Linked DNA regions of Homo sapiens: region 1 is linked to region 2. A link is a loop called in an ENCODE intact Hi-C map of the cell type or tissue named here. Cell type or tissue: endothelial cell of umbilical vein. All regions are shown on one strand. Each heading gives the region's core, and the rest is flanking DNA. Links, peaks and the distances in the headings are about the cores only. Region 1 overlaps C3orf52 (chromosome 3 open reading frame 52). Region 2 overlaps PHLDB2 (pleckstrin homology like domain family B member 2).

What was found. Peaks named below come from ENCODE experiments on the same cell type or tissue, not always from the same donor. Only the 100,000 strongest peaks of a DNase experiment are listed, where the experiment ranks them.
Region 1: a loop joins it to region 2, with 2.3 times the contacts of the local background. A loop is called at or near these places in 2 of 110 quality-filtered maps.

The regions. Positions count from the first base shown.
Region 1 is chr3:112,089,763-112,102,107 of GRCh38, reverse strand. C3orf52 (chromosome 3 open reading frame 52) reads right to left here. Exons shown (of 6, transcript NM_024616.3): 2 at 8,619-8,748. Among named protein-coding and RNA genes, the nearest start is that of C3orf52, 9.5 kb to the right of the region's middle. RefSeq lists an enhancer at 1-467. In endothelial cell of umbilical vein, for the core only: no CTCF peak of the experiment used is centred there; a DNase peak (open chromatin) is centred at 4,537; H3K27ac peaks cover 1,064 bases.
Region 2 is chr3:111,911,786-111,924,130 of GRCh38, reverse strand. PHLDB2 (pleckstrin homology like domain family B member 2) reads right to left here. Exons shown (of 18, transcript NM_001134438.2): 3 at 10,429-10,812; 4 at 4,916-5,059; 5 at 3,712-3,849. Among named protein-coding and RNA genes, the nearest start is that of PHLDB2, 59 kb to the right of the region's middle. RefSeq lists enhancers at 3,992-4,552, 4,066-5,265. In endothelial cell of umbilical vein, for the core only: no CTCF peak of the experiment used is centred there; DNase peaks (open chromatin) are centred at 6,640 and 8,030; H3K27ac peaks cover 3,708 bases.

The sequences.
Region 1 (12,345 bases), core at 962-8,961, 180 kb before region 2:
TCTCACAGGACAGGTATGTTGACATGCTCTGCTTGCAGAAGGGAAGCTAAACTATATTCAGAGCCCCAGGGTGTGCAGGAATTACATTCCTGGGACAATTAGTTATGTATTGCTGCTTGTGTTTAATGACTGCCATCTAATTGATTTTTAAGTAGTTGGAACTAAAGGAAAATCACACAAAGTGAGGAGCCAGGCGCCAGAAGCTAGCACTACTGTGCTAATTATGCTCCCCTGGCTCCACAACAGCCTCACCAGCTGGTCCCACACAGGAGACTACCTCTCTGGCCCTGAGAAAGGCGTAGGTGGGAGGAACCAGGTGCTTATATTGCCATAGACTTTAAGACCATAGTGGAATAAATTCAGTGTTTGAGATGGAAGGACAGGTAAAAAGGAGGAAGATTCCTGGTATTCCGGTTACTTATTCTGTGATGACATCTGGAAATACGAGGCATTACGAGCAAGGAATGTGCAGAAAAGAGTTAATATAGCAGGCCTGAGATTGCTAGCATAAGAAAGGCCTCCTCAAAATTGGTCCTGGCTGGTGTCTGAGAACCTGGATTTTCCCCTGATGAGAGGGGCTCACTGTGCCTCAACTGTTTGTACAATGTGGCTAACATCTCCTTTCCTTCTGGGAGTCTGGATTTTTAGTGCATAGTAGGCAGAGGCTACGTATATGACCAAGCCCCAGTGAAAACCCCGGGTACTGAATCTCCAATAAGCTTCCCTAGTAGATGAGATCTCACATGTGTTGTCACAGCCTATCGCTGGAGGAATTAAACAAGTCTGGTGCAACTCCACTGAGAGAGGACACTTGAAAGCTTGCTCCTGGTTTTCTCTGGATTTTGCTGTAATTAATCATTTGATGTAATGTATCCTTTTGCTGTAATAGATCATAGTGATCAGTAGGACTGCATGCTGAGTCCTGTGTATCCTCCTAGCAAATTGTTGAATCTAGGAGTAATCTTGGGGACCCCCAAACGTAGGGAATTATCCCTGCGTCCTTAATTGTTATAAGTCATGACATTATGTTGTATGATTTAAAAAAAAAGTTACGCCTTCATAGCAAAAAATTTTGCAAAGTGCAGGAAATTGTAACAAAGCAAAGAAAAAAATACGAATAATCTTGCAATCAAGAGGGTTTTTTCCTCCTATACTTGATATTATATATTTAAGGTCCTAACAAATAGGTAATTTATATCCTGCTTTTTGTTGTTTGCTGCCATTATTGCTTACTTATCCTGATTGTTCTGTTGTAAACATATCAAAAGCCATTTCCCATGTGCTTAAAATTCCTTGCAAAGATTATTTCAATGGCTTCATAATGTTCATAATAGGCTCACCTATTTTCTTAAATATGACATTTATCATTTTTAGCTTTCTACTTCTATAAATAATATTTCAATGGGTATCTTTGAGCTCTATACCCACCATGTAGATTTCCATAATAGATATCAATGCCTCAGAAAACAATAGGGGATGCCAAGAGGATAGATACAAGGTTCAAATAACTGCTAAACTCAAGGACACTGAGAAGAGATGCCAAGTGTGAAAACAGGCCTCCCATAATAGCTCTGACACATATTTAATGTGTATCATTCAAATCATGAATCTGTACCAAGACCTATCTAAATAGTTGTGTGTGTCAAAATAATAACAATAGTAACAACGACAGGCTTACTCAGTCAGGAGAGTTTTTATGTCACTAATGAGATAATCTGGGCTATACTTATTCGTGTAGAAAAAACATATTTTTAAAAATCACAAAAACATGTGTTGTATGTTGAAGGAACATGAAAACAGTTCTTTGGCTAGAATATAAGAAATTAAGCTAGAGAGAGAGCCCTTAAACGCCAGATACCTTCAAGGGGTAATGGAGTGTTGTTAAACATCGCCCACGAAGAAAGTAGAGGCTGGTGTTTAATGGAGGTTAATCGGGTGGTCATGGATGGGATAAATGAAACGAGGAGAGATGAGGCAGAGAGGCCAACAGGCACAAGTTTGGAACAGACTGATTTGACTGACAGCAGAAGGAACAAAAAGAAAAAATTAATGAGAAAGCCCAGGATAGTAGAAACAGAGCTGGCTTTAAAGGCAGCCAGACTCAGTCTGAACTCCTGTTGGCTATTTGTTAGCCAGGTGACCTTGAGCAAGTCACTTAAATCTCTGAAGCTACTTCTCCAACAGAAATATCAACACCTACAATGTAGGTGATAGTAAAGATGAAAACCAACATGCATAAAGTATCCTGCATGGTGCCTTGTAGTAAGTGGGAAAGTTGCTATCAAGACACTACCAAGGAATAACTGGTAAGATTTGGCCATTATCTAGATATGAGAAAGAAGAAATCAAAAAGGTTTCCAAGATATCAAGCCCAGGAACAGGAAGAATAATAGCTACTGTATTAAGTATGACGTGCAAACATTCTACTATGCACCTTATGAATATATTTTCCTCACATAATCCTCACATTAACCCAATGAGTTAAATATTGTTGTTTTCATTTTTAAATGAAGACACTGAGGCTTAGAGAAAATGCATAATTTGTTCAGGTCAATGAATTAGCATGTATTAGGGTCAAGGTATATTTATAGACTCAGATTCCGAAATCCTTTACATTTTATAAATGGGAAAACAGGCCCAGAGGCTTGACAAGTTTGCCTAAAGTTACACAATTGGATAGTAGCAGAACTAAAATAAACTTGGTCTTATATAAAGGGTGAGTGAATGGGGAAAAGATGAACAAATTGGGATGAAGGATATGTTATGGTCTGAATGTTTGTGTCTCCCCGAAAAATGCATATGTTGAAATCTAACCACCAATGTGAGCGTGTATTAGTCCATTCTCACACTGCTATAAAGAACTACCTGAGACTGGGCAATTTATGAAGAAAAGAGGTTTAATTGTCTTACAGTTCTGCGGGCTTAACAGGAAGCAAGGATGGGAGCCCTCAGGAAACTTACAATTATAGCAGAAGGCTCAGGGGAAACAAGCATGTCTTACCATGGGGGAGCAGGAGAGAGAGAGAAAGAGCAAACAACAAAGAGCCACACACTTTTAAACCATCAGATCTCATGAGAATTCACACACTATCATGAGAATAGCAAAGGGGAAATCTACCCCCATGATCCAATCACCTCCCACCAGGCCCCTCTTATCATTCAACATGAGATTTGGGCAGGGACACAAATCCAAACAATATCAGATGGTCTTAGAGGGTGGGGCCTTTGGGAGGTGATTAGATCATGAGGGGAGAGCACTTTTGAATGGTATTAGTGCCCTTATAAAAGAGGCCCAGAAAGCTGCCTTTCCCCTTATACCATAGAAGATATAGCTAGAAGGCATGATCTACGAAATAAAAAGTGTGCCCTCACCAGACAGCAAATGTGTGCTGACACTTTGATCTTGGAGTTCCCAGCCTCCAGAACTGTAAGCAATAAATTTCTGTTATGTATAAGCTACCTAGTTTATGATATTCTGTTATAGTAGCCCAAGCAGACTAAAATAGCATACAAACAAATGGTAGTTTCACATGTATAATAATTGAGATGATGACAGTTATTTTTAGATAAATATCTCTAGCCAAGAGTACTTCCAAAACTCAGGAAAATTGTACAGATGTAGATCTAGGAGTCACCTTCTTGGAGGCATGGCTGCTGTCCTGGGAGTGAATGAGCTCTCCAAGAAAAAGAATGAAGAATGTGAAAAGTCACGAAGCTGAAGAGAAGCCTCATGAACCCACAATGCAGATGCCAAGAGCAAAAATAGCAAAATCAACCTAAAGTCCAGGAGTTCTATAGACTCAGAAGAGTATAATGAAGTTGGCAGAGCTAAAAGCTGACAATAAGGCAGGAGACAGAGAAATGTTGGCTTCCACGATCAGACAATTGCTAGTAATCTTGGGAAGAAAAATTGGGAACCAATAGATACAAGAGGTTTGGGAGTCTGCAGGAGGCAAGATTCAAATGCAGACCTTTCTTTCTGGAAGTGTGCCAGTGAAAGAAGGGAGAGAAAAACACATATCTAAATGAAGTAGCAAGAATCCTGATGGAAGATTGCTTTGAAGGAGAGAGGATGCTAGTGCATTTGAAGAGTTAACCCATTTATACCTGAGGTTGAACTTTTCGAATTTTTGCATTCAGACTTTGGTGATGACCTTGAGCAGTAAGATATAAATAACTTCTACATGATTAGCATTCCAATAATGGAACACTAGGCATAAATTAAGAAGAACCTGAGGATGCTTAGAGAGAGGAGGAGATATCTGAAGATCTCTGGGTCAGAGGAAGCTGAAAGATATTATATGGAGACCACAGGTAAGGGTGTCCATCTTGGTAGAGAAACATCAGCGATTTGAAGAAAAGATAAACAGGTGAAAATGGAAAGAAATTTCAAGGTACTGGGTCTAGCACTGCTCTCATGTTCCTGCCCCAAAGGACCTTGGCAGCTTATAGCTTGTTAATGCTGTCTGCCTAGGATTTTCCCATGAGTCACCCTACACCAGGGAGCATTACCCTGTGAAAACTGTCAGTCTGCCAGAACCACATGACATCATAAAATGTAGCTCTTATTCACAACTGAAAGGCAAACAAATCCACTCAACACAACGTCACTTAGGAAGTCGTTGCTTATATCTCAGTACCACAGCGTTCCTACTCATAAAAGGTGTATAAATTAAGAGATTAGGGTCAGGCAAGAATCTGGGGTATAATGTTGGGGGATATCACATGAGGGTCTCCAGGATGTTATCAATTTAAATCATGTTTCTAAGCATCCACCTACTTGTCACAGTTTTGTTTTTGAAATATTTAAAATATTTTGCCCCAACCAAAACTTCATTAGTAAAGTGTTATTCAGGGTCTCACCTCTCCATGACTAGGGTGAATTATTGAAGAAAGGAGAACCCTTGAGAACACTCAACTGATCCTCCAAATTATCCAGAAAGAAAATGACTTTGAGAAAAAGATGAAGGCTTTTGTTTCTGTACCTTTCAAATCAAGAAATTTATAATTCCTTATGAGGAAGGAAAGAATCCATTAATACCTTTTCCCTAAAGAGTCTCAAATAACAGAATTCCCTGGGTTCCACTCATAAAAATGGACATTAAAAAAATTTCCATGTCGATTGTGAGTCTGGTGGACAGGTAGCCTCTTTTCCCTAGCACATACAAAGCCCCTACTCAGTGCTTTAAGCTAAGCCATGATCCTGAATTTGTCATTCTTCAATGGCATACAAGGGAAGAGTAGTGGGCAAGCCCAACCCATGTACAGGCAATGAAGGCTGCACAGTCTGTAGAGAATGAGCAGCAATAATAAAACCTACTACAAGTTGGTCTGCTTTTATTATCACCACATGCTGACAATTCTTAATTCGAGTGAAAAAATATAACTCCCCACTGGACACCCTGCCCTGGGTACCCAGGTGTCCCCTCCCCAACTTTCTGTTCTGAGATGCTTTCACTGTCCCATTTTATGTCCACCCCAACTGCACAGTTTTGAAGGCTAAAGAAATTCCGTCTTAGTTATTATTTCACTGTATTAACTTCTGATTAATCCCAGCTCTGGAAATGCCTCTAAGATTTCTATTTCATCTACTGTTGCATGTATAAGAGCACATACTTACCATAAATCTCACCCTCAGGTCTAAACAACCTTAACGTTATCTACATGCCATAAATCTTGCCCTTATGCAATTATAAAACACATCCCTTCTGAAGCATGCATACCCTTTTTCTGTGGTATTTAAGCCCTGGGCCTTTGGGGTAATGGTGCAGGAATGCACCATCTCCTCTCACTGCTGCCCAACGCATGGCTTCTGTTCCTAAAACCCTGTTAAATGTTTCTTTCTGAGTAACTGGATTTGTCAGTTTTTCTTTAGCCTCTCAGCTTCCTCAGCCTTTCTGGGTAGTTTTGCAAAGACCTGCCTACTGAAGAACAAAAGTTAACACTTCCGCCTCCAAGCTTCAGTCTGAAGACTACAGAGCCTTGAGACAGGAGATTAAGGGGTCTAGAGAAGGGTAAGCAGGCAATGAATGGCAAATATAGTTCCTGAGGAACCTTAGTCACCCAGTAAATCCAGACAGCCACAGGCACAGCCCTTGACTCTCCCAACAGTGTTTTTATCCCCAGACAACATTTCCCATGCAGTACTTGAAAGTTCCACAAATATCTGATTCATATTAATGGGCTTGGCAATTAGGAAGTGGCTGATTATTGAAGATCATCCCCAAAAAATGCCTACGGAACTGCTCTAGGTGAGGCTGGGACTGTCACAGAAGGGAGCCCCTGCCCCACCCCTTTTAACCTACTGTATCTCCCCCCACCCCCACGTCTAACATGACTCTCCCCACAGGATCAAATACCTAAGAGCTGAGATGCCAAGTAAAATACAAGTATTTCCTTGATTTAAAAAGTAGTTTGAAAAAATCTCTCTTACAGCATTGACATGTTCGAACACAAATTTACAGTTAAATTAAAAATAAAGTTTGCACTACAAGTGTTAAAAAAATTCTTCCCTGAATATTATCCCATAACCTTTTACATCTCCAGAAAAACTGTGGAAGGAAGTGAAATACCTTCCTCTTGCAGACTGCTCTTTGTGAGGTGAAGAGGTTAGATGACTTTTTGAGAATGGAAGACAGATCCTGGGTCTTGCGCTTTAGAATCCTGAATATTAAACCATCTAGATCTCTTGAATCATCCTTTATGATAGGCCCCAGATGCCAACAGGATCCAAATATCAACTTCTAGGATAGCACCAACTAGTTATGTCAGGACAAGATTGTGCTACTCAACCTCATTTTCAACATCCATGTGTTGGAATTGATATGAATAGGAAGTATGGCAATGCTCACACCAAAACTATTGTCCTCAGCATGACGGAGGAGGTGCAGCACACTTCATTAGCTTTTTCCTACCTTAACACCAGCTTATATCCTCAAACAGTCATCCAACACACCTGAACAATGCCCTAAGTAAATACGTAGATATGGTGCCTGGCCAGGAAACTTATGTGCTGGAGGTTGGCTGATGTCATCAAAGTTTTCCTATTCCTTCAGGAATTACAAAACTCTAAGACAGGAAATTAAGGGGTTGGGAGAAGGGGAAACAAGCGGTAAATGGAAAATGTAGTTTCTGAGGAAAATTCCTGAGAACTCCCTCTGGAGAGACTGGGGAGTTACCCCTTCTTCTTCTCATTCTATGACTGGGTTTGTAACTGGGAGCTGGACTCAACCCATGCCGCATGAAGGCTGGATCATGCTCGGGAGTATCCCAGCCTCAGTCGAGCCCCTCTCTACCATCACCCCCACATATAAATAAAAACAATTTTCTTCTTTCCCATTTTGAATTGAAATGATTGTCCACTGGAGGATGTAAAAACTTTAACGAATACTAATAATCATTAAAAAATTGGTAACTACCTAAAGAACTTTAAATGATGTGGAAGACTGTATCATGCAAATCATAAAAATAATAATGTTCACAAATAATTTTTAATGACTTGGCAAAATGATCTAAACATAATATCAAAATCCTAAAGGTAGTCCACAAGACTATAAAGAAATCTAATCTCAAATTATTTTAGAAATGCAACTAAACAAAAGACTAGAAGAAAATATGACCAAATATTAATATTACAGATGGGTTTTATGGGTAACTGAACATATATCATTTTTCAATCAAAATAAGCAACAACATGAAATAATATATGGAATAGATGTAGTCATATATAGTTAGCATTCTATACATTTTTTGTTTTATACACACATACAACACTAATAAAATAAACAGTCATTTCTAAAACAAGTTAAAATTGGGCCAAGCATGGTGGCTCATGCCTCTAATCCCAGCAATTTGGGAGGCCAAGGCAGGCAGATCACTTGAGGTCAGGAGTTCAAGACCAACCCGGACAACATGGCAAAACCCCGTCTCTACTAAAAATACAAAAATTAGCTGGGCGTGGTGGCACATGCCTATAATTCCAGCTATTTCGGAGGCTGAGGCATGAGAATTCCTTGAACTTGGGAGGCAGAGGTTGCAGCGAGCCAAAGTCGTGCCACTGCACTCTAGCCTGGGTGACAGAGTAAGACTTTCTCTCAAAAAAAAAAATAAATAAATACAATAAGTTAAAATAATGACAGCTTATGGACACATGGTTCTTCAAAGTTTTTTAAAACTCTTTCAAATACATTATTTATTATTTTATCATCATAGTAATATATCAGACACACCAGATGAAGTATAATTATTTTTAGCAAACAAATGAAAAGAAAAAGAATTCAAATCAACAGGTATCAGGATATAAATAAAATATAAATCAGTGTTTAAGTAAGTTGAAACATTAAGAAACCTCTTCAAGATCCAATGAGCAGAGTTTAAAGTAAAACACTGGTTTCTATATTTCTTCTGGAGCTTATAAAACAACAAAATACAACAACAACAGAAAACAAAAACACAAGAATCAGGCATATCTCCCACCCATACAATATATTCCAAGCCGGTCTTAAATTCACATTATAAATAATGAAATGGCTATGAGTACATCTTCCATTTCAGTGTAAGTCACAAGCCTTAAGTAAGTTCTTAAAATGTGTTATTTATTCACATCTAAATCCTCTTACCTGCAGCAAGACATAAGCCTATGATGATCACTGTAATGACACCTAGGAAAATGGAGGTGATGATCATCCACAGTTTGCATCTTCCAACCACATTCTTATTACAGGAGCTCCAGGGGCTTTCCTTGTTAGCCTAGAAAGGCAGAGGGAGATTGTGAGGCAGTCATTGTGTTGCAACAGACAGTTCTGAATACCTAGGATGTGCCAGAGACACAGAAATGAAGGCAGCAAGACCCTGACCTTAGGGCAACACTCTACTGAATCAAGTTTTCAAAAAGAGAGATCAGAGGCAGAACAGAACCTCATCAAGAAGTTAGCAAGAAAATCCTCTGGGGGCTCTGAAGTGGGGAGGATAGGCAGGATTTTGAAAGATGGATTTTTGAAGGCATTCCAAACCCAGGAAAGAGCATCCAAAGTGTGGATTCGTAATGGAACCGGCCAGCAGACTAGCCTGCCGACTGGAATGTGGGTTTCAGAGGCAAATAATGAAAGTTAAGATTAGAGAGAGTGAAAGGCTGGGAGCACACTCAGAGGGTGTTGATAGCTGTCCCAGAATAGATTGGACTTAATTGGGTGTGCACTGGAAACTTGAAGGTTTTGAAACACCAGAGCCGAGTTGAAAATTAAGGGAAAATCATGTGTGGTTTAGAGTGGAAACACCAAGAAAAAGCTACAAGGCTACTGCTGTGGCCTAGGTTCTATGTAAAAAAGGGTTGGGAAGGGAAATGAAAGGACAGCTGCAAGAGACAACAGGAAATAAGCTGCAAAGCTGGAGTGAGAAGGCTGGAGTGAGGCAGAGGAGGGGTCAATGAAAACAAGTACAACTGCTATGGTTTATTGAGCACCAGCGTCATTTCACTTAACCCTAACAGCCCTTCAGGGTGTGCACTAGTCCATTTCAAAGACGCAATTCAGAGAGATGAGCCAGAACCAATCCCTGCTGTGTGTCTCCACAAAGCTCTCCAACTTTCCCTTTTGTCCACATCACTGTGCAGAGCTCCGGTTTATGAGGGTGTCACAGAGGGGCCCCCACCTTACCCTATATGGTCCCATGACTCTTCTCCTACTTCCCACTCCACCATTAGATAATTCTTTCATGGAGACCATGGGAAACAACAGAATACAATGGGGAAAAAATGTGTCTGTATCTAACACACTTGGATTCCAAACCAAGATATACCACTTAAAGGCAAGGTGGCTTTAAGCAAGCTACTGAAACTCATAGGCCCCAAAGTCCTCAGCTTTAAAATATATAAATAGTAAATTAGCTCACAGGACTGTTGCAAAAACTAGAGATAATGGACACAAAGCATCTGCTAAACAATTATTGGGAGTTCGGCCAAAGGGTGCAACTGCGCCTCAGTCATTCCTCAGCGTTCACCATCCCACAAAGCAGCAGCCGGCACTCGAGGAGACTCGCTCCTGACCGACACCTGGCCACCTGGCCTGCTTTCTCTCCCATTCTTTTTTTTTTTTTTCTTTTTTTCTTGAGATGGAGTCTCGCTCTGTCGCCCAGGCTGGAGTGCAGCAGCACGATCTCCGCTCACTGCAAGCTCCGCCTCCCGGGTTCACGCCATTCTCCTGCCTCAGCCTCCCGAGTAGCTGGGACTACAGGCGCCCGCCACCACGCCCGGCTAATTTTTTGTATATTTAGTAGAGACGGGGTTTCACTGTGTTAGCCAGGATGGTCTCGATCTCCTGACCTCGTGATCCTCCCGCCTCAACCTCCCAAAGTGCTGGGATTACAGGCATGAGCCACCGCGACTGGCCTTCTCTGCCATTCTTATTTTGGTGCTGGCCATCAGAAAACGAATCGGTCAGTCCACACTTGGACTGTATTTCCAACCTTCTCAATTAGAGGTGCCCAAGCCTGGCTGCACATCAGAATCACTGGGTAAGGATTTTAACTGACACATACCTAGGCCCCACCTGCACCTAGTGGACCAGATTGTAAGGGAGGTGGGAGGAGGCCATGGCAGACCTCTGGTCTGAGGCCTCCCACCTTTCGGGAGTTAGGTCAAATCTCCCCTTTGGTGGAAGCCTCCCTCCCCACCTGCCCTTAGTGAGATCTTCCAATACCTGAGCTGTCCACATAGCCCATCTGCTGTTGCCACTGACTGCCCTGTCCGGTTTCAGGTTCAAAAACAAACAGAGCCTGGCCTTATCTTCCTGCGTAAACTGAAACCACATAGAGGAGGGGTGCTCTTAAACTGCCCTGTTCTTATATTCCACACCTGTGCCTTCTACAAGTAATATACATTTAACGATTGTGGGCTGTTTAGTTGTAGAGGCCTCCCAGAAATTTTAAGAATGGACTTTGAGAAAATCTAGATGAGGGGACAAATGTTGGATTTCCCAAGTGCACTTTACACTGACTCTGAGGCCTAGCCTGTCAGAGGTGCGAGGGGAGCACTTAAAGGCCCTAGGGATATCTTGACAGAGGAAATCCCTCTTGAGTTAAGTGCATTTCTGGAATCCAGGGATAGGGTCACCTCTCATCCCCACTCAAAACCTGCAGAACTGCTTCAAAGCCAGGGGAAGCCACACGGGAAAAAGACATCCCAGTACAAAGAATCTTCAGTTTCTCAGGGGACAGAAACATCTCCCCATTTACAGAGCTCCTGAGGCCAAAGCCCTGGTGCTATTTTCAGCCCTCATAAAAGGCAGCTGGGACCCATAAAGATTAGCACAAAAGGAAATATCTAGTTTCAAATGAGCCATAGAATGAGTGTCAATGCACCTCCTTGGCCTCTCATGCCTTTATTTATGCTGTCCCTTAGAGATCACAAATTAGGACTCTGGTGTGTTGAAAAAAACCACTAATTACTCTATGACTTCCTGGAGGAACTCAGCTTAAAATTTTACAGCCGTCATCTATAGGAAATGCCTCTTCCTGTAGCCTAGTGCCCTCACTGACCTGTCCTCAGCTCTAAGAGGAAGACCGCTGAGCGCTATCCCTTACATGATTAATATTCACAGACTTTATGTCATTATAAAATGGTCTGTCACAACAAAAAATAAAAATAAAAAAATAGCCAGACATGACGGTTTACACCTGTGGTCCCAGATACTGAGGAGTCTGAGGTGGGAGGATCGCTTGAGCCCAAGAGGTCAAGGCTGCAGTGAGCTATGAGCATACTACTGCACTCCAGCCTGGGTGGCAGGAGTGAGACTCTCTCAAATGAAAAAAAAAAAAAAAAAAAAAGCACATGAAACTGTCAGACACTCCCAGCCAAACAATAGACTGTACAGTGCTTCTCAGCTGTCTGCCCATTAGAATCAGCTGAGGAATTAGTATCTTTTAGAAGTAACGCCCGGAGATTCCAATGTGCCCTGAGGGTGAAGAGCCTGTGACACAGTAGGTGTGTGCTACCTGTGCCATCTGAGTCTTGCCTCAAAACTGGATCATGAAGACACACTGCCTTCTTCACTGGCTTCATCTCTCTTGCCCAAATTCTAGATCGTGAGGAGAGGCCACACATAGATTCTTCTGCAAGGTGCCTTCCGGAGATATTTGCAACTGCATCTTACATTCTATTATTGTTTTACATGGCTTAATAATTTACATTTGCAATCTGCATCTTATATTCTGTGATCATATTATATGGCTCAAGAATTTTCAGGGCTTTCCTATGAACATTCCCCGGATATTTACATCCGTCTTTAGATAAAGGTCTAAATACATGACACAGGATCCTGCAACAGTGGCAGGATACCTATCTCTTACATC
Region 2 (12,345 bases), core at 3,004-11,003:
GGAATTCCAGGTAGGGGAAAACAGTATCTGCAAAGGACTGGGGTTGGGGGAGGATGAATCTTTTAACAAACAGAAAGATAGAAAGGAAGGTGACTCTGAGAGTGCTGTGAAGAATGGGAGGGTGGTGACAGAAAGGCTGGTGACAGATCACACTACGGAATTTGGATGCATAGTCAAGTACAGTGTGATGCAAACCACAGTAATATGGTCTAATTTCTTCTTTTTAATCACATTGGCTGCTGTGAAGAGAATGGATTGAAGGAAAGCAAGTGGAAGTAGACTAAATAAGAGATTTTCATAATAGAGAAGAGAATGCTGTTAGTGGAGATGCAGAGATGTTGAAGCAATCAAGAAACAAGCTGGTAATCAACTGAATGTAGGGATGATAAGGAAAGACGTGTCAAGATCAATTTCCAGGTTTCTGTTGAACATATAGGTGAATAGAGATGCAATCTCCTGGTTGGAAAAACTAGAGGATGGAGGGTGGAGGGTGGAAGGCAAGGGAAAAGATAAGATCAAGAGTTCAGTTATGGGTGTGTTCAATTGGAAATACCCATGAAATATCCAAGTGGGGATGTCAGGTAGGCACAGGATATGAGTCAGAATTCCAAAAAGGGTTATGAACTAGAGAAATCCCTATGATAGTCACCAGCATATACAAGTTATTTGAAGCCATAGCTATAGAAGGACATGAGGGTACAAGAGAACTGAGTTCAGATGAGAGATAAAGAGTGAGAAAGAGGTAAGAGAAATAGATGGAAAACCAGAAGATTGTGGTACACAGAGGCAAACAAAAGGGAGACAGTGAAGAAGCACCAAGAAAAGAGCTGTCCCCTGTACTGAATGCTGCTCGGGAGTCTGATCATGAGGGGACTGAAAAGCACCCAGCAGGCTGGGCACCACTGAGGTCTTTAGTAGTCTTAACAGGAGAGAATCTGATGGAGGAGTAGAGGTCTAAGCCAACTGGAGTGGGAAGAATGTTTAATTGGAAAATGAAGAAAAGGAGACACAGTATACCCAGAAAATTGTTTAATAAGTTTAGCTATGATGAAGAGAAGAGAGATAAGGTAGTAGCTTATCGTTAATCGATAAAGTAGTAATTTATTTTAAAAATAATAATATTGGCATGCTGACAGTAAAGAGAGAGAAACTGACCCCAGGGGGTGAGGGTGCAGAAAGACTGAAGACCTCAAGAAGGTGGGATAGGATGACACCCAGAGCACATCCAAAGGGAGTGGTCTTTGATGGAAGGAGGGAACCCCGCCTTCATTGTGAGAAGATGGGATGCTTCTAATTTCTCTATGGTAAGATGATCTCTGAGCCAGAGGGATGAAAGTTGGCCAGGAGTATGAACAGAGTGTATGAAATAGCTGTGTCATTAAATGGTGGAATAAATTTATTTGAGAAACATAATAATGTTTTTGCCAAGCTGTGTTGAGTCTCTATTTGAGTTTAGTTGTCAAGAATACGTAGTAACATCATCTAGACCAGTCTTTGTTTCCACTTCCCACATCCTCTTCTGGAGTTCCTCACCCCAAGCCAGTTTCTGCCATTTTTCACATGATGTAATGACAGAGAATAATCCTACCTTCTAAGACCAACTAATTCCCTCATAGCTGTATGAGCTGGTCCTATGCGTCAAGCCCCTGTAGTCCCCTCTCCAGTGCATAGCCTCTGTCAAGCCATCAAAACAATATTAGGAAGGATGGAGGTAGCTTCCTTGCTTGTTTCTGCCCGTGTTCCTAGAATTCCACCTGAGAATTCCACCTTGAAAACATAAGATAACTTTCCCTGGGAAGTGAGATTTAACATTGGCTCAACTTGCTTCACTTTTGTGTAGAATCTGATATTAATGAGAAATACACAAATAGAATTTGCAGGCCATGCCATATGTGAGATACACAAAATAAATAACTACATGGATTAGGATGGCAGGAGGGTTCACAGGGAACATGATACCTAATTCCTATGTTGCACGAGTTTTCCAATATGATATACATAGCAATAAAACTACTCTACTATTACTTAATTTAATTAATATTTACTTGATAATAAAATATTAACACAAGACATCTGATGCCTCCAATGAAGGCTTCTTGCAGAATCTTTGAAAAGCATAGCCATTAACTGAATCCTTCAGTACTGCAGACTTAGACAGTCAACTCTTTGACTTCATTTTGGCCTTTTAGGAAAAATACACCCACTACCCAAATACTACTTAAAAGTTTGGGCCGGGCGCGGCGGCTCACGCCTGTAATCCCAGCACTTTGGGAGGCTGAGGTGGGCGGATCACGAGGTCAGGAGATCGAGACCATCCTGGCTAACATGGTGAAACCCCGTCTCTACTGAAAATACAAAAAATTAGCCGGGTGTGGTGGCGGGTGCCTGTAGTCCCAGCTACTTGGGAGGCTGAGGCAGGAGAATGGCTGAACCTGCGAGGCGGAGCTTGCAGTGAGCTGAGATTGCGCCACTGCACTCCAGCCTGGGCGACAGAGTGAGACTCCGTTTCAAAAAAAAAAAAAAAAAGTCTGGGGGCAGAATGAACGTACATAAAATTTAATATGAAAAGCCTGTGCAGTTTAATTCTGACATGCTGGTAACCAAGAAATTGATGTGTAGCATTTAATTTGACTTTATTTCTGACTACCATTTTGAGCTCATTCTCTGGCACCAAGATCAAATGCCCTTATTTATAGGTCTTAAACAAATAAGAGCCTAAAAAGGAAGTCACGTTCAGCAGAAATTCTTTCTACACATTACCACTAGAACTTACTCAAACTAAAAATTTTTTCTTTTTCTCAGCTTAGTGGAGAACATGTTGAGTAAGGAAGAATGTGTTAAAGCTTATTTGCTTTTTCTTTCTCAAATTGGAATTTTATTTTCAGTTTTATTGGAATTTTATTTTTAGTTCTGCTCTAACTAACTCAGAATGGGAGAGGAGAGTAATGTATATTTCCCAGAGGAAAAAAACACATAAACAGACAAACCCAACTACCATCCTGAATTCTAAAATTTGCAAGTGATTTTTCATACTTTCCCTAATAGATATCAGCCACCATTCAGGTTGTGATCCAAAATGTATACACAGAACCTTTTCCAAGATAAGTGTCAACTGTGTTTCACAGATAGCTTTCTCTTGGCAGTGTGTGAGGACTACCCCAAGAAGAAAATTTTAGAAACTCCAATACATTTGTCAAAAAGCAGTGCACTTGCATTGAAAACAATAGCAAGGCAAAGCAGGTGAGATGAGTGGTTCTCATTCATCTGTTTAATAAACAGAAAAATGAAAAGAAATAAAAGAAATGAGGCAACCCTATTTGAATTTGCTTAAGCCATCCCTACAGGGCAGCAGTGGTAAAGAACTTCAGTATACTAAAGAAATTACTTAAAAAACACAATGGAATCAGAAAAGCAGAAAGGCCAATGAAAAAAAGCAAACAAACAACGCACTCATCTCAAGTAGGATAAAGCTGCCAGGAATATCGGCTCACAAATTATATGAACTCTGCTCTCTCAGCATCAGCTGCCCAGTACCTGGCAGTTCTTGGTTTCTGACAATGTATGATCTTAGGATTTTTCTCTAGTGCCACTGCCTCCAGGAACATGACACACAAATCCAAAACCCCAGTAATGCATTCAACATTTAAATTCAATCAACTGGGACCACCACTTTGCCCATAAAAACTGCATTGAAATATAATTTTCTTTTACCTTGGTCTTTTCACCAACAATGTTCTTTTCCAGTTCAGCTATTTTCCGGTTTAGATGATCCAAAATCTCCTTCTCCTTCATAAGTTCAGTTGTTTCAGATTTCTGTTCTCCATCCAAAAGAGCACATTCCATATCCAACTAAGGACACAAACCAAAGCTCAGAAGTGTTTCACCTTTGGGGATATTCTCAACTGACCACCCTAGAGATACATTTGCAACAGCTACAAATTTCCAAAAGTAATACTGTAGCAGCCAGATCGGGTGCCTGAGAACACTCCAGAGAGCCCATGTGAAAGCAAGATTCCCATATAAGCGAGCTAGAGAGCCTAGAATATATTCACTAAAAAAACTAGCTATCTTATCACTTAACTTTTCTACTATAACCCCTCTTCTGCTCACTTCTCAAGGATATTTTGCCTATTTGCTTCAGCTCAAGATCAAGCACAAACCACCATGGGAGCAGCCACGTCTTTCTTTGTCCCTAGAGCATGGGAAGAGAAAGTTACCCAAGCCCAGCATGTGAGCTCTGCATTCCTCGCAATGCTAGCAGGAGGGGCTTCCAGCGTCTCTACGCAAGACAACAGGTGAGCAGTCCCCTAACCACTTAAGGGCCTATTGGTATCATCTGTAAGGACAGACACACAGATCTTCCCTAGGCAGAATTACGTGCCCCTTCTCATGCCATGGGGGTAACATAAAAATGCCACTGTCTTCTATTGTGGTTATGCAATATGTGTTCTCTCTGCTTCCCCCTGGTTTCCAAACCTCTAGAAACCTGGATCGATTTTTGATCCGTGTGTGAATTTCATCATGGTGCCAATGTGATATCCAACTCATAGTAAAGCACGTTCAGAAAACATTTGCTGGATTTGACCTTGAAATCTAAATACAGAGCACCTCAGCTGATAGATCCTCTGTTAGGTCAGGTCAGAAAGCACGTACTAGTTTAAACAAAGTTGGTTGGAGATTCATAAAGTACATTAAAGAGGGCTTAATATGTTTATCTCATCTGGTTGGAAAAAAAAAGAAAGAAAAAAGGAATGTAGAAAAAGGGTATTTTCACTCTATACAGGGAACCCACTGAATAAATGTTTGCTTGTGTTGACGTCTATGTATCTGGCCTCCAAAGCCTATTCCTGAATAAGTAGCAATATTTTTAAGCTGAAGGAAAGAAAGAAAAAAGGGAAGAGGGTAAAAAGTTTACCTCTCTGAAAGACTCATCCATCTGATCATTTATGTCTTTGATTTTTTGCTTAAGTTCCTCGAGGTTGTTCAGAATGACTATCCGGGTTTCTTCCATTGCAGCCAACTCCTGAGATCTCTGTTCTTCACTTATACCCTCTGGGGTCTGCGATTAATCAACACAGAAATGGATTATTCACACCTCAGTTCTAGAATTTCCCAACTTGACTTGTAAACCATCCACAGGTCTAGGGTCTCACAGTCTCCATGCCCATGTAGATTTTAAAAGCATCCCTGCAACTGCACGCTTGGAGCTCTGATGTGTTTTTCCCACATGATGCCATCCTTGGCAGTTAGGCTCTCAGGAGAGTTGAGACAAACCAACTTCAGTTCACCAATTCATATCCTTTTGAAGCTAAAAGAACTAAGAGATTACACAGATAAGAAAGGTGTGGTATATAGAGATTGAGATGACTTCTCCAAGGTTATAGAGAAAGTTCAGCATAACAGAGAACTAGAACTGACAGAAGACTTGTGGCATCTTCCTCGGGATCTCTTGGGCATGATGCTATGGTTATTACAAGCACAATATTCTCTCCCATCTTCCAGGTGAGGACATCTGCAAAAGCCTCTTGAATCTCTAGGCATACTGTTGGGTCTTGCTGCTAGGGTTACCTGCAAATGAGCATTCATGCTTATGTATTTCCTTCTCAACACAAGTTGGAAAAGCAAGGGCACATCACTTTGGGGAGCCATAAAATATTTTAAAACTACACACTCAGTATTAAATTAATTGATGCTTCACTTTTGTGTTAGTGCACTATTTCCTCTCTTTGTCCTATAGACGTTCTTGCTATATAGCATCTAAGACACTCCCTAAAACAGGACACTGGCCACCATTCATAAAATTATTTCATGGAAAAACTGGTTCATCGGCAAGAAATAAGAAAGTCAAGAAACAAGTGAGAGAGTGCATAGTTACACTCCTGAATGGAGCTATGACAGATGGCCAGGGAAGAAGGCAATATTGTAGATCACACACACAGTCAAAATGTGACTGTTTATTCTTCAAGAAGAGAATGGAGTGAATTACAAATAGCTTCTTCTTTCTAGAATTTCTGGTTAGTTATCTTGGATATCACCTGGTAGAGACCAATTTTTCTATATATACTATATGTCAGTATGAATGTATTATTTATTTAAATTATCCCTTTTTGAAAAAGAAGTAATTTTTTTGGATCAGCAAGTCAATAATTATACAGTTTCACAAATGAAAATTGAAAACAGCAGCCCAGTTGAGTAAATTATTGAATATTTGTCACTAATTATTAAAAAAAATCTTCAAATTAACCCCCCAAAAAACCCATTAAGTTGAGTATATTTTACTAGGTTCACTAAATTTATTTGACAATCCTGATAATACATTTAAGAAGCCATCCATCATGTCATATTCTGTATGCTTTATTCATATTTATATTCTTTATTCTTTACTTTGTAGCTTTCTAAAGTGATTCAACGATTCAGCATTTAGTACCTCAGGTTTGTTAGGACAAAGGTAAGCAGCTCTTCCAAGCTTTGACATTTAGCTTTTTAATTGTCATCTTACATGAAATATCTTATCAACTAATAAAACAACTGTTGACCTTTTTATCACAGACAATAAAGCTCATTGTCCTAATACTAAGGTGCCTGTTTTAAGCCATGAGGAATGCCTGTAACAGTGAAATGGCATTCCAGAATCACTGTGAGTAATCCTAGCAGGAAAGCCTCACCAAGGGCGGTATCCTGTTGGGTCAAGATTACATATTAGGTTTCTACTTCCAAAATGGCTTAAAAATATCTCTTTCACAGGTGGAAGCAAGGCATTAAGAAAAATACAAAATAACAGAACAATCTGCAAAACTCTAAACTTTATAAGCAAGTAGGGAGTAAAGATGGTTAATAGTGGGAATCATCTGCATAATTCAAAGTTTTTAGAAAGTTTATCACAGTAGATATATTTAATAATAGACAACTTAAGAGTCTGTTTATAGCAATAAATGCCATCTAGGAAATGTTTGTAGTTTTTTTCTAAGTTATTTATAAGAAGCAAAATCTCCAGGAAGCATTCTAAAACCAAACGCTTTATGATAGAATGGGGTGAGGACAATGTAATCTCATTTATTAACCAAATAAAGAAAACCAATAGAAAGCCAAGGTGTGGTAGCCACTGAGTAGCTTTAAGTTTTACAGTGACAGAGAACATTGTAATTTTAAACATATGCCCTTCATTTTAATTTCTCTGGGAATTTTTTTTTCCAGTAATGGACAGGAATCTACTAACAGTGACATGTTTTAATAAGCACATTACGTGTGTATATGCATCCTCTAATATGTTATCTTTGGGGAAACTTGATCCACACAGGAAAGGGGAGAGATGATAGGGGAAAAGACACTTTCTGCTTGCCCCTTTTTCACAGATTTCTTCTTAAAACCCTTTTTGCAGCCAAAGGAGAGAGGGGTGCAAGGGACTCAAAAGGAGGAAGATGAGCCACTTTCCAGACAACTTTTACCTCAGGGGGTGGTTCACAAAGGCCAACTAAAATTAGCATATTTCCAAAGTCATCTGCATCTGTAAGTGTTACATAAAGCAAGTTCTTGACTGGTAACTCTCAGGTTTTCTAAATATCATTAAGATTGTTCTGTATAGTTAAGTCAACTTACAGTGTTTTTCACATTCCTCTCTTCTCCATTTATCCCTAAATCGATTATTAACATTGTACTTTGTTAGGCAAATAATCCAGTGTGGAAATTAATTGAAGAGAAAGAGCATGCAAAACAAATAGGAAGGTTGTTTTAAAAAGAATTTTCTGTCTGCTGTCTCAAGGTAATATATGTCCACCTTCAGAAAGTAATAAGTAAAAAAATGTGTTTCTTGGAATCCATCAGCTCTGCTCACTTGTACTCTTTCTACACTGCTGTCTGGTAACCTGGGTGTCCTTGATGTTTCCTGCCTCTAAAGGATGCAGAGTCTTACCTCTCTTGCAACAACAGATGCTGCACTAAGCTTCAGAGGCCTCCTATTCCACAATTACACGCTTGAGCAATTAAAAACATCTGCCAAGATCTGCTCGTGTACGCACCAACAGCATTCTTGTCATAGCCCTCTCCAGGAGGAAACCTGTCTCCCAAAAGATAGTCTTTAGAGACAGCACACAGCTTAATGTTTTTAACAAAAAACTGGCAGATCTCCATAAAGGAAGATATGTGAAAAGATTTAAGATCAAAAGGAAGCAAAGGGTTTCTAAGGAAGCCCAATGGCTGATGACAACAGCTCAACTTTTCAAGTGATGGGTCATTTACTGTGCCTGAACAACAACTTTTGATTCCCCCTGCCCCTACTTTCTTCCCTATCCTGGTTTCTAATCATTGCAACTCTCTGCCCACAGAAACAGATGTCCTGTTCAGAATTAGTCTCCATTGAGAATTAGTAAGGTAAACATGGTCACTATAGCAAAAAGAAGGGATGGGTAGGGCTCAGTGGCGCACCCTTGTCATCCCAGCACTTTGGGAGGCCGAGGCAGGCAGATCACTTGAGGTCAGGAGTTCGAGACTGGCCTAGCCAACAGGGTGAAACCTTGTCTCTACTAAAAATACAAAAATTAGCCAGGCATGGTGGCGTGTGCCTGTAGTCACCGCTACTCGGGAGGCTGAGGCAGGAGATTCGCTTGAACCCGGAAGGCAGAGGTTGCAGTGAGCCTAGATTGCACCACTGCACTCCAGCCTGGGTGACAGAGCAAGACTCTGTCTCAAAAAAAAAGAAAGAAAGAAAAAAGAAGGGATTGATGTCCAACATGTATTCAACAGTCCGAAGTCCTGATGTGTATCATGGAAAAACTCACTAGGTAGATAATGATTTCTGACTAGGAACATTCAGTGTAAAAGTCTTGCTGTAGCTAAACAAACACGCAAACTCCCCTGAATAATGCCCATGTGATAAATTACTGCCAGAATTTAGTACCATGACAATATCTTCCTCTTAAAGAGTCAATGTGTCCTTCTCTTATAACAAAAGATTAACTAAAGAATCTCACAGTTGAACTTAATAGTAAGCATCAATTAAGCAAATCAATACATTAATCCTACTTATTCCTAAATAAGTAAATCTACCTTGTGAATATCATATCTGCTTTTTCCTCCTATTTACTATTTTTGTTATTCTAATTTTAGTCCAATAAAATTTATATCTTTCATTGTAAGCTCCTTCAAATCATTTTTGGAGAAATTTAAAACCTAAATTGTTGTAGAAAAAAATTCTTAACCTGTGTGAAAAAAACGTAATAACAAAAGATTTTGGGGTTCTAAGTCCTGTACAAAAAGAAAAAGAAAAAAAAATTTAAAAGATTTTTCCTTAAACTCCATTTAACAAATCCTCAAAAGGATGACAATTTTAAACCAACATACAACCAGAAGACTAAATAGTACTTATGAGTACCAATAAATCTTAAACTCCTATATGCCGAAAAAATACAAATAAAGTCAAAATAAAGACTAGTTATGATAAAAGGCTCATCTGCTTACCACAAACAGCTCTTACTACTCAGTAAAACACAAGAAAAATAAAACAATTAAAAAAATGGGTGAAGAACATGAATAAGTGGGTCAAAAAATACAAATAATAACTAAAAATATGGAAAGATCCCCAACTTGATGTATAATTAAAGAAAAGCAAATTAAACTTCTATCAATTTGGCTAATTGAAAAATTTTGACAATATGCAACCTTGGCAAGTGTATGGAGAACACTTGTGTTTATATGCACATATAAACTTAGTCAAAGTGTCACCTGGATATATAGACTCTTTTTTTAATATGGTCTTTTAGAAGTACGATTTGGAAATATTGAGTAAAGTGAAAAATACACAAACTCTTTGACCCAGCAATTCCACTTTTAGTAAGTGATCCCACAGACACATTTGCAGAATTGTGCAAATATATATATGCTACAATATTTGCGCATATGGATTTTATTAGCAAAAAAAAAAAAACCCTGAAAATAAACGGTAGTTGCAAACAAAAGAAGAGCAATTGGTCATTAAAAAGAATGAGGTAGAGCTATGTATACTAATATGCAAAGATACCCAAGGCATTTAGTGAGGGAAAAAAAGTACAGAACACTATGTGTGTGTCTGTCTGTCTATGCCTATAACAGATAGCCATATATACACAGAAAATATTAGGAAGGCAGGTAAGACAATTTTAGCACCAGTTTTACACCTGCTTATCACTCAGGTGTACAACCTGAAAGGGTGCAGGGAGAAGAGAAATGTGCTTTCTTTCTACTCTTCTGTGCTGCTACAATTTTTACAGTGCAAATTTGTTACTTTACAGTAAACACCCTAATTTGCTGCACCTCGCTCAGCTAATGACCTCTTAAATTGAAATTTCACTGAAAACATCCTGGATAATTAGCATGATAAAATCATCAGTTTTCATGCCAAAGCATATGCACAGCCCTAGACCTTAAATCCTAGTATCTTTGCTGGGCCAACATTACCTTTGGTAGGATACTTAGATAAGAGGACTCGCTGGAAGCTTTCGGAAAGGTGGAGGATGGTGGTGGAGGAGTCCGGGTGAGGTCACTGAGTAGTTCATCATTCCTGGTGCTCCTGGGGGTAAAGAAGCTGGCACTGCTCTGACTGAGACTCCCACAGCTTGCCAAGTCTGCATCAGGGAGGGAGTCTTTCCGGTGGCACCTGTATCTTGTGTCAGGGCTCATGAGGGCTTCCTCAAACACAGACTCCTCATCAGAGAGCTGCAGCTTCTCAAGCTCCTTGTTGATTTTCTGCACATCTTCCACGGTGGTCCCAGTAGATAAGCGACTGTCAGGCTTTGTGTATTCAGCACAGAGACTGAGGATGGTCTCCAGACGCTGTCTCTCCTGGAACACAGGGAGGAGGGGGAGGTCAGTGGGTTTGTGAGAATGAATACTACTCCAAATAAAAAGACTGAAGAGGCTGGGACAACTGGTGCTTGCATTCCATACATAAACCCACAAACACTTGGCTGGTGATGATTTTCATAATCTTTGACGGATGCATTTAAAGATCCAGGTGAAATGGGGTTTAACAATGCCCAACTTTCCTCCCAAACTCAATTCTGGCTTCTACTCTCTCCCCTTTATTGGTATATCACAGGGCTGGCCCTAGCACACATCAGCACTCAGTAAGCCTTTTCATAACTTATAAATTCTCCAAGGTTTCTGAAGGGTGGGGTTAGGGAGAAAGACAAGGTCTTACTCTGTCCCAAAGGCTGGAGTGCAGTGGCACAATCATAGCTCACTTTATTTAACTCCTGGGGTCCAGTGATCCTCCTGCCTCAGCCTCCCAAAAGTTGCTGAGATTACAGGCACATGCCATTGCACCAAATTCATTTTTTTTAAACCTCCATTTCCTATCTATCCTCCTTCCCAGGCTCTACTTATCTACCTTCAACAATATCTAGCTTTTTCATCACTACTGACTTAATACTTGTGCTTAAAACTAATTCTCTAACTTCCTAAATATTATCCTACTGTTAGACTATGTGCTAGACACACAAAGAGAAAAACAGCTACTTACTGAATCTTTTAATTTAAAAGACCTATGTCTTCAATTTTTTTTTCTTGAAAATTTTGAAAATTTTCTAAACTTTTTAATGCCTGGTCACCATATAAAGGTCTTTCTCTACTAATTTCTTATATAATTAAAATTATAAAAGAGATAGAATGTTGCACTAAAATGAAGAACATTTCACATGAAGTCCAGATACACACCGATGTAACTCAAATTCATAGGTCATTAAATCTTTGATTAATTTAGCTAGAAAATAAAATTTATTTGTTAAAAATCAATACATAGGCCATTGATATCTATAAGAGTACTGCAATCTTACCAGACTCCCCATGCAACAGGCAGATATCTATGATTTTGAACTTTAAGTAGGTTAATTATACAGTTTGTGAGCAACAGGATATAATTTACAAAATGCTTCTCTGCTTCTCATAAACCTAGACAGCATTGCTTGAGGTAGGAAATCTCAACATCTTTACCTTTCATGTTAATTCCAAGGCCAAAGTGAAAAAAGAACTAAAAACAAAAACCATCTATTGTGATCACATTTACCACACTGAGAAGAGGCTTCACACGCTCTCCATAGAAAAACATTTTCCAAACTGCTTATCAGCAATAAAGCAGAAAAATATTAAGCATCACTGGACTGCTGTTCTCATTTCAATTGCAGCTAATTTGTAAAGACAAACTTTACAAGACAATTAGCTCTTTATTAGTTGATGCTATTAACAAGTAGAAAAGTCAAATAGGAACAGACCAACATAACTCCTTAGGTTCCATTAAATACATTACTCAAATGACAAGACAGATATTTAAGGTGTATCTGACTTACATTTGCCCTCTAAAGTAATCCCCCAACAAAA